Linked DNA regions of Homo sapiens: all the other regions are linked to region 1. The links are chromatin contacts, found by Hi-C or POLR2A ChIA-PET in ENCODE. All regions are on one chromosome and are shown on one strand. Each heading gives the region's core, a stretch centred on a gene start or an enhancer-like site at or near the end of the contact. The rest is flanking DNA. Distances are from core to core; before and after follow the strand shown. Region 1 holds the start of EFHD2 (EF-hand domain family member D2). Region 2 holds the start of PLEKHM2 (pleckstrin homology and RUN domain containing M2). Region 3 holds the start of TMEM51-AS1 (TMEM51 antisense RNA 1).

Region 1 (4,500 bases), core at 998-3,497:
TCCAACCAAACACCGTGGAGCCAAGGACGTGGGCGCCCTGGGACTTTCTTGAAGAGGTTCTGGGCCCTGGGACTTTCTCAAAGAGGTTCAGAGGGGCCGGGGGTCAAGGACTTGATTTTCCCCCAGAAGGACCTTGGGAAAGTATGGGACTCCTCAGCCACCCGCAACTGGGAACCAGAAATCCTTCCCCCTGCCTTGGGGCCAAATGCAGAAGCTGCTGCAAGCTGTGGTGAGTAGGGTCAGAGCCTTTCTCAAACAGTGCAGTTGCAAAACGCCCCTTCCTGGGCTTCCGGCTTGATGTTGGGGCACTGACAGCTGCATGTGGCTGAGGCTGACACCCCTGGTCTGCCCCCACCTCCTGCCCAGCCAAGCGGGAGCCGGCCTTGCCGCATCCCTCCCTCAGCCCTGGGCTGCCTGTGCCAGGTGGGGCTAGACCTCCTGGCTCACCCCCAAGACTCAGCCTCAGGCCAGTTCTATCCCCTTCCAGAACCACTCCAGACCAGCACCCAGATCGTGGAACGAGGCTGTTCCCTCTCCAGGAGCCAGGGGCAGGGGGACAGGGAACAGGAGGTGGGGAAAGCTACCAAAGGGAGGGGCACTGGCACCTTCCCCATCCCCTGGGCACACACATGGCTGGGAGAGAGTGGCTGTGCATCTTAGACCCAACAGAGTGGGACCCAGGGATGGGCCGGAGGGAGCTGGGCCCTCTCTCCCTAGCCCCTCCACAGAGACATTAAGATTGTTTTTGTGGGGGGACAGGGGGATGAGCCCACACGCCTGGGGGTGCCCATCCACCCTGGTGAGGGCACACAGTGTGGATCTGATGGAATAAAGGGTAGGGGTGGGGGTAACAGGGCAAGTCACATAGGAAGGGGCCCCTTTTGACCAGGGTGGGTGTGGGACATGGGGGGTCCCTGTGGGGAGGGAAGGGGATATACGGAGTGGGGAGGAGAGATGGGGGGCCTTGCGACAGAAGCAGGGGAGCGGTGACTGCAAGCTGCTGGGTGCACGGGGGTGGGGCGGGCAGGAGCGGGAGGGAGGCCTTCCAAACCCGGAGGGGACTCGGCCCACAGGGACGACTGGAGTGAGGTTTACACCAGAGGGGCAACAGGGGCCGAGGGGTCCCTTCCTAAGGAGACCACTTGTGAGTGAAGGATTTGGGTCCTGGCTAATGAGTGGGTGGGGATGGAAAGGGCAAGTCTTTGCCCCCAGTTTGCTGGTAGACGCTAAGTAACTGGAGAGGAAGTTGGGGGGATCCCTGCCCAGAACCCACCTTGAGGGAGACCTGAGATCGCAGAGGAAACGAAAAGACCTTAAGGGAGGGAATGTGGTTGGCATGTGGTGTCGAGGGGCACTGGGGTGGGTATCTTTGGCCAGCGTGTGTTGGGGTGGGGGTGGGGAACGCGAGTAGCTGGGATCGGGGAAGGAAGGCCGCTGGGTCCTCAGCCTCGGTGTGTGCGGTGTGGGGTGGTGGAGAAGCCCCACTAACAGCGCGGAGGGCCCGGGACCCACACGTGTGGTGGTGGGGGTGGGGCTCGCGGGGCCTGGCGATTATCTGGAAGGAAGCCTGGGGTCCCCCACTCTGTGGACGCGTCTATGGTGTACCGGAGGCAGCACAAATACGAGTCTCCGCCGCGTGCCAGGGGCCGGGGGTCCCCCAGACTAACGTGCGCGGTGAGATGCCGGGTCTCGATCTGGAAGGGGCCGCCGGGTCCCCAACCCCGGTGCGTCTGGGTTCGGGGAAGCTTGGCTGACGGCAGGCTCCCGGGGCGGAGCGGGATCCGGGGATCGGGGGGTTCGGGGCCCGAGACCGGGTCGCGGGGCGGGCGGGGGGCCGGGTCGCGCGGGCACTTACTGCTTGAACATCTTCTCCATGTCCTTGATCTGCTTCCTGGAGAACTCCTTGAACTCGGTGTAGGGGTTGAAGACGCGGCGGCTGGGCGACTGGGGCTCGCCGATGCCCTGGTTGAGGTCTGCGCGCCGCAGCAGCTTGGCGCTCAGCTCGCAGTCCGCGCTGCCCAGCGCCTCGGCCGCCTCGTCGGGTGCCCCCGCCGCCGCCGCCGCTGCCCCGTTCAGCCCGGGCTGCTCCGGGGTCTCGCCGCCGCCCTCGCCCTCCATCTGCAGCCGCCGGCTCAGCTTGGTGGCCAGCTCGTCCGTGGCCATGGTGGCCCGCGCGGCACTCGCCTTGGCCGGGCCCCTGCTCTCAGCGCAGCGCCGCCGGCCGCGCTCTTCCTCTTCCTGACACTCCCCGGGCCAGGCACCGCCCCCGAAGGTGGGACTTGGGCCCTGGCGGGGACCGCGCGCCCCGCCCCCGCCCCCGGGCCCGCGCGGCGTGCGCGTGATCGCTCCCGGCCGCCGGGGGTCGAGTGTACTCTGCGCGCCCCGCCCGCCGTCGTCTGCCCCCCGCGAGGCTGGGGAGCGCGGCCGAAAGCCATGCCCCTCTTCGTGCCCACTGTAGCAGCTGAGCGGGAGGGGTCCTGCTGGGGGCCGGGGCCGGGCGGGAAAGAAGAGGGCTCCTCCCCCGCGGCTTGGGTGAGGAGCGGGGCTTGCCGGGGGGCGGGGAAGCGAGGGGGGGCGCCGCCCCACCCCCTTCTCCGGAATCCCCACGCCGTGAAGTCATAATCCTGTGTCTGTGACACCCTGTCGGTTGCTATGGAAACGACTCGCTGTTAAACACTGGCGTTCTCAATGAGGGTTGCAGGGGTTCCGAGGCGGACCTGGGGAGCAGAAACCCCTGTTTAGGGTGAACCGTGGCGGGCGCCGATGGCCTCTTGGAAGAGGACAGACTAGCAGCTGCGAGGGAGATGGGACTGGGTTTCACCCCTGAAAGGGCCCCTGGAGACAGCGGGTGAGGGACAGGGGAAGGGGCTGGTGGTCCTCTCTCCCGAGGCCCCGCACCATCACACGGATGACTTGGCACAATAGCTGCTGGGCCAGTGTTGTCGCCTGTGACTGTACTTTAGGGAAACTGACAGGGAGATCATGATGTCGCCATTTTGATGGGGTCCCCAGAGGAGAGATGTCCTCCCCAACGGCTCCTGGACAGGACTGGGGAAAGAGTTCAGATAAGTATCTCTGTGGTCTGGGCTGTCACCTTACAACTGCACAACTCTGGACCTCCAGCATCAGAACCACTGGGGCCTAGGTTAATAATACAGATTTTCAGGCTCCAATTTGGACAGACGAAACTGATCTCTGGGGTGGGACCCAGGAATCTACGTGTAAACAAGCACCCAGGGGAGTTCTGCTCACTGAAATTTGAGAATCCCTGATTTAGAAGGAGGACTATGCTCTGTGCATGTTCTCTGAAATGTTGGGTCAATCAGGACCTGTCTACTGAAACTGCTCCAACCAGCCAAGGTGCAGAGAAAAGATGCGTGCAGGGCCGAAAACCAGGGTGCTCTGGAGGCAGGGAGCCCTCGAGAATGTAAAGCCAGCAAGCTGTTACAGAGTGATTTGCACAGAACAGACACTCAGTTGATATTTGTCAATTTGCTGTGTTTAAGAACCTTGCTGAATTAATTTAAAAGGTATTTTTAAAAGAATGAAATTGAGGAAAAAACCTTCAAGGTTCAGAAAATGTGAAGTTCTCATTTACTTGTTTATGAAATTGTTTTTGAGTCCAATAAAGATGCTCAGCTAAAATGGTTTTTTTGTTTTAAATCTCAGAATTAAGTTTCTCTTAGTTTTGGGCAGTTCGGTCCAGCTACTTGCAAAAGACAGGCTTCCATATCTCCTGTATGCAGCCCTGAAGGACCCAACAGAAGTAAAATAGTTATTTAAGGAATGCAAAGGACTAGGGACAGGATGCAGATTAAAATGTTTAAGATGATGTCTGCAGATGATGTTTGTAGATGCTTAAGTTTGTTGAATTCTTAGTCTTCCTCACAAAGCAGCTAATTACTTTCAAGACTCTAGTGAGCCTCAATTTACTCCAATTTATGATTTCCAATGGTTCTGCATAAAACTGGGTTGCCGTTTTATGAAATTGTTTGCATCTGCTTGACGTGGGCGCAAACTTCACAGTGAGGAGATAATGTGAGGGTTTTGCCTTCTTGCAAAACAACTTACATATATATGTGAAAAAACTGGGGTTGGGGTTTGAATTATGTGGACTGCCTGTGCGTAGTAAGCTCTCTGGTCAGTTACCTATTTGGCTTTGTGTGGACACAGCTCTTAGGAGGGAGGGTGGTGGAATTCCTGCTCATTACCTATAGTATCTTGCAGGAGGGCTGCTGAACGCCGGAGCCTTACAACTGTTAAACTCAGGCAGAGCTCGGGAAATGCTGCCCGGATGGGTGAGTCCTTTTAACACCTCTTGGGTTGATTTTTCTCACAGGTTTTCGGGGTTTGCAGAGCTCTGAGACTGTGACCACAGGGTGAGACCTCAAGCTGCCCAGTACTGTGGCCCCATTTCAGAGGCCTTGGGCCTGGGCCAGAGATGGACGCTGGGGCTGCCTTTTACTCCAAGTTTTTTTCTTCATTGGTCATTGGTCATTG
Region 2 (4,500 bases), core at 797-3,296, 270 kb before region 1:
TGGCAGGGCGGGGATTCAATCAGGCAGCTGGACTCCAGAATCCATGCTCCTAACAATGATGCTGCCCATGGCTTTGGTTGTGATACACCCAGGGATGGGTTTGCAGTTTCTAGTGTGACATTTTCTGGGGTGCATTCCAGCTCAATAAGTGTCCTTGTCCAAACACCTACAATTATATGCACCTCAACAAACACACCTAACTCATAAGTGACAGCCTGACTTACAAAGTGAATCTCTGCCTTCAAAAGACTCATGCTTATACATGTGACAGCGTGCCCCATGTCTACTGCCTCTCCATCACAGACTTTCTCCATTCATTTGTTTGAAATCCAAAGACAAACGCCGGGCCTACCTAAAGCCACAATCAGCCCAGATTAGATTAGAAAGGTCACCTGTGTTCCTTTCTCTTCCATTAGGAAAGATGTACTGCTTCTCAACAAAGTATTTGCTCATCCTGCCCTCCTTGAGTAAGCAAAAACCATACCCCATTACATTAGCAAAGCTCAGTAAAACTACGTAAAACTCTTGTTGGATCTCTGCAATGTTACTTTAGCTGTGCTTTTAGAGGAATGTTTTCAGTAAGGGCAATTCGAGAATCTATTTTCTTTTTAAGTCACATTTATCTTTATGAAAGGTAAAATAGCTTGCCTGTGTTGCTTTTGAGGAATCTCAGTGGGAAAACAGACAATTATTTAAATATGATGGTTGATCTAATTAATTCTATCCATTTTGCTTCTTCAAGTAAAATAAGCTGCTGAGTCCCTCACCCAAGCCATTTTCTTTCTCTTTTTTCTTTCTTTCTTTCTTTTTTTTTTTTTTTTTTTCAGTTTCTGAGACTATCTGGTGAGCCAGGAATTCAAATTACACAAACACACACACAGAGAGGGAGAGAGAGAGAAAAATCCATTCTGATTTGGCCATTTAGGTTTTCAGTGAATATGGATTCTTTTAAATTTATTATTATTATTTTTATATCCAGCCCAAAAACGTCAGAATATGGATTCTACCTTCTAGCACGGACCCTTTTGCGGATATGCCAACTTCATCACAAATACATGCCCTTGACAGGTATGTACTCATTTCTACCTGGAATTGGGACAGTGATGTTTACTGCGGCAAGCCCCACAGCAAGGTGTCTGTGGTGTCACCCGGTTCCCCGGATCAGCATCCAAAATGCAATCCCCATGTACTTCAGGTTCTTATAATCAAAGCCCCTAGTGAACCTCTTCAAAGCTACCATCCTTGAGCAAGATTATTCAGGGGACTTCCCAGGAGCAGAGGCAATGTCGCCGGGACCCAGGCCATGGGAAAGTGAAGTTGCTTATCACTGGCCTCCACCCTGACTGCCAGACCCTGGGCGACGCCAGCCTGGCGGGGGGACCCGGGGATGCAGCGGATTCCACAGGAGGCTGCATGGGGTTCCTTCAGGAGCTCCCGGGGGCGCCGCTGCCCCAGTGGGGGACCGGAGGGTCGCTGACCCCTCTCCGGGAGGGCAGGGCCCCGGGCCAGGTTTGGGGAAGCTCCGAGGATGCTGACCTCAACTTTGTTCTTTAAAAATAGCTCCGAGGCCGCGGCGCTCACGTGAGCGGCGCCGCTTCCCCTCTACCGGCCCGGGGCTCCCGGCCGCTCGTCGCCCCCCGGGTCGCGGAGGGGAAGGGCGGGGGGCCCCGGCCCGGGAGAGCGCCGCCGGAGGGCGTGGGGGGCGCGGCGAGGAAGGGGCCCCGGCCGGGAGGGAGGCCGCGCTCACCTTCTTCACCGACAGCGAGATGTTCTCCAGGATCCGGTCCTTCACCTCCCCCGGCTCCATGGCGCTGCCACCGTCGCCGCCACCGCCACCGCCACCGCCGCCGCCGCCCCGCCGCCGCTTCCCGCGCCGGGGGCCGGGGGCCGCCGCCAACCGCTGCCGCCGGCCGTACGGGGGCTCCGTCGTGCCGGCCGCGGGGCCCGGCGCCCGCCGCCCGGCCCTCGCCTCGCCTGGGCCCTCGCTCCACCGCGGCCCGGAGGCTCCGGAGCGCGGCCGGCGGGGAAGGAGGCCGCGGGCTGTGCGCCGCGGCGGCGGCGGCGGCAGGAACTGATGTCAGGCGGGGCGGCGCCAGGGCCCGCCTGCGCCTGGGGACTCCGGGGACCCGGAGACCCGCACAGACCCTTGGCCGCGGCCCTCCCCAGAGACCCCGAGACCCGCCCCCAGCCCTCCTCAAGTCACAGACTCTCCCCGGCACCCCAGAGACACCCTCAGACCCCAGGGACGCCAGAGACCTCGACCCCGCCTGCCGGGGACCTCGGGGCTCCTCAGAGACCCTCCCCAAGCCCTCCTCAGCCCACAGATTCCTTCAGGGACCCCAGAGACACCCTCAGACCCCAGGGACTCCGGACACCCCGACCCCGCCTGCCAGAGACCCCCACAGACCCTGGGACCCCGGCCCTCCTCGGAGACCCTCCCCCAGGCCTCGTCAGCCCACAGATTCCCTCAGGGACCCCAGAGACACCCTCAGACCCCAGGAACTCCGGAGACCCCGACCCCGCCTGCCCGGGACACCGGCCCTCCTCAGAGACCCTGGAGACCCTCCCCCTCAGCCCTCAGGCCATAGACTCCCCCCTGGGACCTCAGAGACACCCTCAGACTCCAGGGACTCCGGAGACCCCAACCCCACCTGCTGGGGACCCCCACAGACCCTGGGCCCCCAGCCCTCCTCAGAGACCCCCAAAGACCCCGAGGCACTGGCCCTCCCCAGAGACCCTGAGACCCTCCCCACAGCCCTCCTCAGCCCACAGGATCCCCCCACAAAACCCCAGAGACTCCCACAGGCCCCAAGGACTCTGGAGACTCCGACCCCACAGGCCAGAGACCCCCACAGACCCTGAGACCCCGGCCCTCCTCAGAGACTCGAGACACCCACAGACCCTGGGCCCCCTCCCGCCGGCCCTCTTTAGTCCACAGACCCCTCCTTGGAGACCCCAGTGCACCCCACTAACTCTGGCCAGGGACCCCAAGACCCTCTTAGCCTGCAAGCCCCACTTATCTTCCTCCCCTTCCTTAGCCCAGCCACCCCCTCAATGTGCAGACCCAGGCCCCCTGGCTTTCGCAGCCTGGAGGACCCAGCACCCCCACCGGGTCAGCCTAGACTCCAGTCCCCAGCCCTAGACCCTCCCTGGGCCCCCTGGCCCTCCACAGCCTCCCCTCCTCAGTGCCTCACCCTCAAGGCCCAGTCCTACATTTGAGGTCCCTGGTGTTCCTCCCCACCCCCAAAACACACCCTCCTCACCTTCAGCCCCAATGCCCCATTCCCACTCCTTATCCTTATCCCTCTTCTTCAGCCCCACGTATCCCAAGGGCCTCAACTCCCTCAGCCCCTGAAACCCACCGTAACAACTCTCTTCCCACACACCCTCCTCAAATCCACCATCTCATAAAGCCCCTGCACTTAGAGGTGTCAGTCTCCTACCTGGCTCTCTTCCCTCCTTAAGTTCCCAAATAAATATATCCTGACACATAGATTAGTCCCTCCTTTTTATTCTCAGACACCCCAGTTCTCAACTCTGGTTCCCTGGTCTTCCCTCTTCTCTGCTCAGGCCACCCCATCCCTGAAGTCCCCTTAGCATCTGAAATACTGATTCATTGCTTATCTCAGAGGGACCCCACAAGCCTCCAAAGGTCGCTCCCCAGCCCCTTAGTTTCCCAAGGAGAGACCCAAAATAGTGGTACTTTGTTTTTTGTTTTTTTTGTTTTGTTTTGTTTTGTTTGTTTTTGAGACAGAGCCTTGCTCTGTTCCCCAGGCTGGAATGCGGTGGTGCGATCTCTGCTCACTGCAACTTCCGCTTCCCAGCTTTAAGCGATTCTCCTGCCTCAGCCTCCCGAGTAGCTGGGACTACAAGTGCATGTGACACCATGCCCAGCTAATTTTTTTTTTTTTTTTTGAGGCGGAGTCTCGCTCTGTCACCCAGGCCGGAGTGCGGTGGCACAATTTCAGCTCACTGCAACTTCCTCCTCCCAGGTTCAAGTGATTCTCCTGTCTCAGCCTCCCCAGTAGCTGGGATTACGGGCGCCTGCCACCACGCCCAGCTAATTTTTTTGTATTTTTAGTAGAGACGGGGTTTCGCCATGTTGGCCAGGCTGGTCTTGAACTCCTGACCTCAGGTGATCTGCCCGCCTTGGCCTTAAATTATTTTTTAAAGACAGGGTCTCACTCTGTCACCCAGGCTGGAGTGCAGTGGTGGGTGTGATCATAGCTCACTGTAGCTTGAACTCCCTGGGGGATCCTCCCACGTCAGCCTCCCCAGTAGCTGAGAGTACAGAATAAAATACGCCCAGCGAATTTTATTTTTTGTAGAGACAGGGCCTCGCTCTGTTACCCAGGCTGGTCTTGAACTCCTGAGCTCAGGCCATCCTCTTACCTCAGCCTCCCAAAGGGCTGGGATTACGGGCATGAGCCATCATGTCCAGCCCAGGGCGTTTTCTTATTTGTACTGAGTTCAGGAAAGCAAGAGATAACAGCCTCTTTG
Region 3 (4,500 bases), core at 938-3,437, 260 kb after region 1:
GCTGATTTGAGATCTGATTTGTACTCTGCTCTCCCCTAGGCCCGGTAACGTAACTTACCGCTGAGTGCTTGCTGGGTGCTGGGCATGAATGCCCCGCCGCACCCTGGGACGTTGTCATGTCAGTTTCACAGATGAAGAAACCGACGCGCTCAGGGAAGGACTCGAGTTTCAATCCACTTTGCTCATGCCCGATTCTTTACCCCCGTGTTTGCTTGTAGAGCGACACACACACATACACACACACGAATCTAAATCCCTAAAAGGCCCCGACTTCCATACAGTAAGGGATGCGCGAGCAAAGCGCCAAGGTGGTTTCCTGGGACCTACTGGGAAGTTCTGCTCCTAACCACGCGCTGAAAGCGCTTCTGGCGAAGCCAAGGGTTCGAAGCCCGCCGGGCGGATAGCACCTGTTCCCGCCAACAGGGGGCCCCCAAGGCCAGCTGCCTTCCCCAGCCGAGGCCAGCTGGCCAGGCGCGGTGCCCGGGAGGCGGGAGCGTCCCGCGCCGGCGGGGCGCGGCCGCAGAGGGTGCGGGGTGCGGAGTCCTCCCGGTGGTCGACCCCAGGCGGGAAGCGCTCGGCGGACAGACGGACGGACAGGAGACCCAAACGGGCCTCGGCCCCCTTACACGGCCCTGTGGGGAACCGACAGCGCGCCGCGGGAAGCAGCGGGCGCAAGGCGCGGCGGCTGAGACTCACCCGGGAGGCGGCGGGTCCGGCTCCGTCTCGGCTGGGCGGTCCGGGACTGCGGGCTTCGCGACCCCCGCGCCCCACCCGGGCGGCCTCCTCGGTGGGCGCCGCGATCGCGGGGCTGGGGTTCGGGGGATTCTTAGCCGAGGGAACGCAGTGGTGGAGAGGGCGCACTGCCCTCTCAGGGACCGGGTTGGGGACGCAGGAAGCGCGGCCTGGGAGCGCCGGCGTGCGGGAGGGAGGGACCGCGGGAGGCGGAGGGCGGTGCCGGCCAGGAGCGGCCTCCAGCCCGGAGAAGCACCGCCCACCGGCCGACCCTCCCTCCCGGCCCTCGGCACCACCCCCGGGCCCGAGGCGAGGGATCGCAGCTGAGCGAGGCGGGCACCCACTCCCCAGCGTATGCCGCTGGAGCGCGCTGAGCGTGTGCCGGGGGCTGGGCCTAAGTTCTCCCCAACCCTTGCCAGCCGAGTTGGATAAGAGGGGGTCGGGAGAAAATAGAGCCCTGATCCCCCCTCCTCCCTAGGGCCCAGAGAATCGGTGTGCATGCGTGTGTGCGCGCACGCGCGTGTGTGTGACGGGTGGTGGTCGGGGAATGTCTCAAGCTAGAAGTCCCAGGTTTTAGGGGTTTAAGTGGAGCTGGGAGACCCGCTTTCCTCCCACACCAGGCGCAGACGCCGAGGCACAGCTCCGCCAGCCGCCCCGCCTTTACCTGGCGGGATACTCACCTCTCCTCCTTCCTGGGGAGGCCACCGCCTCCCTCTCCCCCTTCTGCCCTGGGCTGGTTCCCAGCGAGGTGAGTGACCGGCACAAGTAGGGAAGGAGGAAGCGAGTTTTTAAAAACTGAGTCAGCTCACGCCCTCGGCCAGGGTCCCCACCCGATGCGTGGTCCCCAGGGCGCCCTCGGGATCGCACGCCCGAGTCCCGGCCCAGGTGGGGCCCATTCCGGGTTCTTGCGCGCGGGCAATGGATGGGGGCGCGCTGCACCGGGAGCCTGCCCTGCTGAGGGCTCATCCCCAGCTTTGCCGAGAACTTTCCCGGCGAGGCACCGGCTGGCGTTTTCCCAGCCTGCGAGTGGCAGGCGGGCAGCCAGTCTCTGCTCGGATCCACGGAGGCCCGGAGCCGCCACGGAGTTCTGGCTCCGGGGAGTGCAAACCCGAAGTCGGCGCGGAAGCCTCTCACCCGCGGCTCTGCCTCCGCCCCTTGGAGATCTGCCCTCGGAACTGCGTTGCTCTGGCGCCCGAACTAGGGTGGGCTGGTTTCAGCCAGACCGCCAAAAAACGTGGATGCTAAACACAGAGGGAAGAGCCAGCTCCCATTCCCTCTCTGAGCCTTAGATTTTTTTGAATTCCGAGAGAGGTCAGGCCGGGGTCCCCTTCTTGGGTGAGCGTCCAGCCCTTTGAAGTTCAAACACTGAGAAGCCGATAGGCAGCTGGCTGGCGTCACAGGATCGAGCCGAGGACTGAAGGCGCCTCCTACCGGGAATCCACCGCCTCCAGACGAAAATAGGCTGCAATCAAGTTCACTTCCAAAGGCGGAATTCATGGGTACATATGGTGTCCACGTGTGTACACCTGCAGAGTTGTAACATGCGGGCATTTCTCCCCTCAGCCCGCCATTCTGGCTTCTTAACTTGCACCCTAACAGCTCGACAGAACCTTGGCGTCCACAAAAAGGCAAGTTTGGGTCTGCCTTATGATTTGGGGGTGGGAAGGCATTTGGGGAAACAGTCTCCATGTCTATGACAGCAACTGCTATTCCTCACATCCTTGCTATGAACCAGGGGCGGGGTTACCACCCACATCCCCTGAACCATCTCATTTAATCCTCATAACCTAGGAGGCGGTTATTTGTTATGCCCACTTTATAGAAGAGAAGGCTGAGGCTTAAGGAGGTGAGGTCATTTTGCCCAGTGAAAACACAGCTGGGAAGTATCAGGATCTAGACCCAAGATGATCCACTCCAGAGCTTCTGCTCTCCCTCCCATAGCATAATTCCTCCTGTCTGCACATACTCTCCACCCTGAGAGAATGTTCACCTTGCCTGGCCACCTGCAAATGCGGAATAAACATTTGTTGGATGAATGAAAGCCCTAAATAATAACCCATGATTTTAGTGAATAGGGAGGACCCTTTGTGTAGGCAGGTACCTATAATAATATGCTCCCATTTAAGAGCTGTGCGTATTCATCCCAAAGTTTAGACAATGCATGTGGGGACCTTCCCAGGCTCCAAAGGAGTGACAGGAAACAGTCACGTAGCTCTCAGATAAGACCAGGAATCTGGTTTTCATTTGACTCTGCAAGATGGACTTTGGAGAGGCCTGGGGTGGGGGCGGGGGGTGATCATGTCAGAACAGCTGTCCCAGCTCCTAATCTGAAGACAAAGAGCTGCTGTACTTTTCCATGCCAGGGTCATCCCAGACCCGCCCCACTCTGCTGCAGACTCAACTGGGCAGGTCTTGTTTATCACAGGATATCATCTTCAGAGTGTTCCATTTAAGCAGGCTCACCCTGGCTGATCTGGGGAGAGACTGACGAAATTCTCAGGCAAAGCTGAGGCCCAGGCAAAACTGAAGAAGCTACCAAAGGAAGCATGCCTCTCCTTATCCTCCTCTCCTCCACAGCCCTCTCCCTCTACATGGTTAGTTTCTCTGAATCTTCCCTACCATTTATTGAACCCTGTGTTTCACGTGCACTGCATACATTGTGTTCTTTGGTTTTCAAAACAGCCCTAGAAGGAAGATTCTATTATTCTAGTTTTTCAGATGAGGCTGTTAAGACTCAGAGAAGTTAGGTACCTGGATCTGCTAGCAAGTGACAAAGTATTTGAATCTGGGGTCTTTGCAGGGCCCTTGCTCTAAATCACTAAGCTAGGAACCCCCTTCTGTGATAGGCAGAATAATGGCTGCCCAAAGATGTTCACAACCTGATCCCCAGAACTGGTTACTTTACGTGGCAAAAGGGACTTTGCAGATGGGATCAAGTTAAAGATGTTGGGACGGGGAGGTTATCCTTGATTTTCCTGGTGGGTCCAATGTTGTCAAAAGGGTTCCTACAAGAGGGAAGCGGGAGGGTCAGAGTTAGAGAGGGAGATGTGGTGATAGAAGTAGAGATCAGAATGATACAGTTGCTGGACAAGGGTCAGTAGCCAAGGAATGTGGGCAGCCTCTAGGAGCTAGAAAAGGAAAGGAATGGAGTGTCAGCCAGAGCATCCAGAAGGAGCTCTTGGCATCCACAAAAAGGCAAGTTTGGGTCTGCCTTATGATTTGAAGGTGGGAAGGCATTTGCAGATCCGTTTTGGACATCTGACCTCCAGAACTGTAAGAAGATAGTTCACTGTGTTGTTCTAAGCCATGAAGTTTGGGTCAATTTGTCACAGCAGCGGGAGGAAACTAATACATCCTGCAAACTCAGTCACCTAGGCAGATGTTCACTTCACCTGCTTTTTTGGCTAACTGTCCACTGTAAACTTCTGAAGAGGCACCATGATCTAGCCTACATCACGGATTTAGAAAGAAGGCAGGATTCCATCACCTTTGTCTTTGGTTTCTGAATCCTCTGCTATTTGTGAGTTGTGTGACCCTGGGCAGATGTCTTGTCCTCTCTGAGCCTCAGTTTCCTCATGTGTCAAAAAAAAATTATTAGCATTTCTATGCTAATAATACCTATTTTCCAGGACCAACTCGGGGATCAGGTGAACTAGTATGTGACAAAGTACCCAGTGTGGCCTGAACATGAGTTGTGGGAGCATTAGCCTGTCTAGTTCTGAAAGCCTGAATTCAAAGAGGAGAGGATGCTGTTCTGAGAATTCCCGT

What was found. A loop is a pair of places that touch in the nucleus more often than their neighbours do. ChIA-PET counts read pairs that join two places held with the same protein, here RNA polymerase II (POLR2A). Pooled maps may share reads with other maps.
Region 2: a loop to region 1 is called in a pooled map, with 9 times the contacts of the local background. The contact joins the promoter of PLEKHM2 here to the promoter of EFHD2 in region 1. A Hi-C loop is called at or near these places in 8 of 37 single-sample maps with no recorded cell type and 8 of 50 pooled maps. POLR2A ChIA-PET finds 5 or more read pairs at or near these places in 3 of 52 experiments (A673, OCI-LY7 and activated naive CD4-positive, alpha-beta T cell).
Region 3: a map of mammary epithelial cell shows a loop between it and region 1 (2.7-fold over the local background). The contact joins the promoter of TMEM51-AS1 here to the promoter of EFHD2 in region 1. A Hi-C loop is called at or near these places in 6 of 168 maps with a recorded cell type or tissue (PC-9, aorta, ascending aorta and 3 more), 8 of 37 single-sample maps with no recorded cell type and 12 of 50 pooled maps. POLR2A ChIA-PET finds 5 or more read pairs at or near these places in 2 of 52 experiments (BJ and GM12878).

Annotation. Positions count from the first base shown.
Region 1 is chr1:15,407,635-15,412,134 of GRCh38, reverse strand. It overlaps EFHD2 (EF-hand domain family member D2), which reads right to left and starts at 2,247. Exons shown (of 4, transcript NM_024329.6): 1 at 1,856-2,247. The coding sequence starts at 2,163. It overlaps EFHD2-AS1 (EFHD2 antisense RNA 1), which reads left to right. Exons shown (of 4, transcript NR_183705.1): 1 at 1-229; 2 at 4,228-4,298. RefSeq lists silencers at 336-385, 2,000-2,599 and an enhancer at 1,625-2,487.
Region 2 is chr1:15,681,866-15,686,365 of GRCh38, reverse strand. It overlaps PLEKHM2 (pleckstrin homology and RUN domain containing M2), which reads right to left and starts at 2,046. Exons shown (of 20, transcript NM_015164.4): 1 at 1,748-2,046. The coding sequence starts at 1,807. RefSeq lists an enhancer at 1,063-1,122 and silencers at 1,353-1,422, 1,943-2,022, 2,113-2,192.
Region 3 is chr1:15,150,151-15,154,650 of GRCh38, reverse strand. TMEM51-AS1 (TMEM51 antisense RNA 1) reads left to right here and starts at 2,187. Exons shown (of 5, transcript NR_027136.1): 1 at 2,187-2,360. It overlaps TMEM51 (transmembrane protein 51), which reads right to left and starts at 904. Exons shown (of 4, transcript NM_001136218.2): 1 at 697-904. RefSeq lists enhancers at 1-60, 192-281, 61-722 and silencers at 432-611, 702-751, 812-1,081.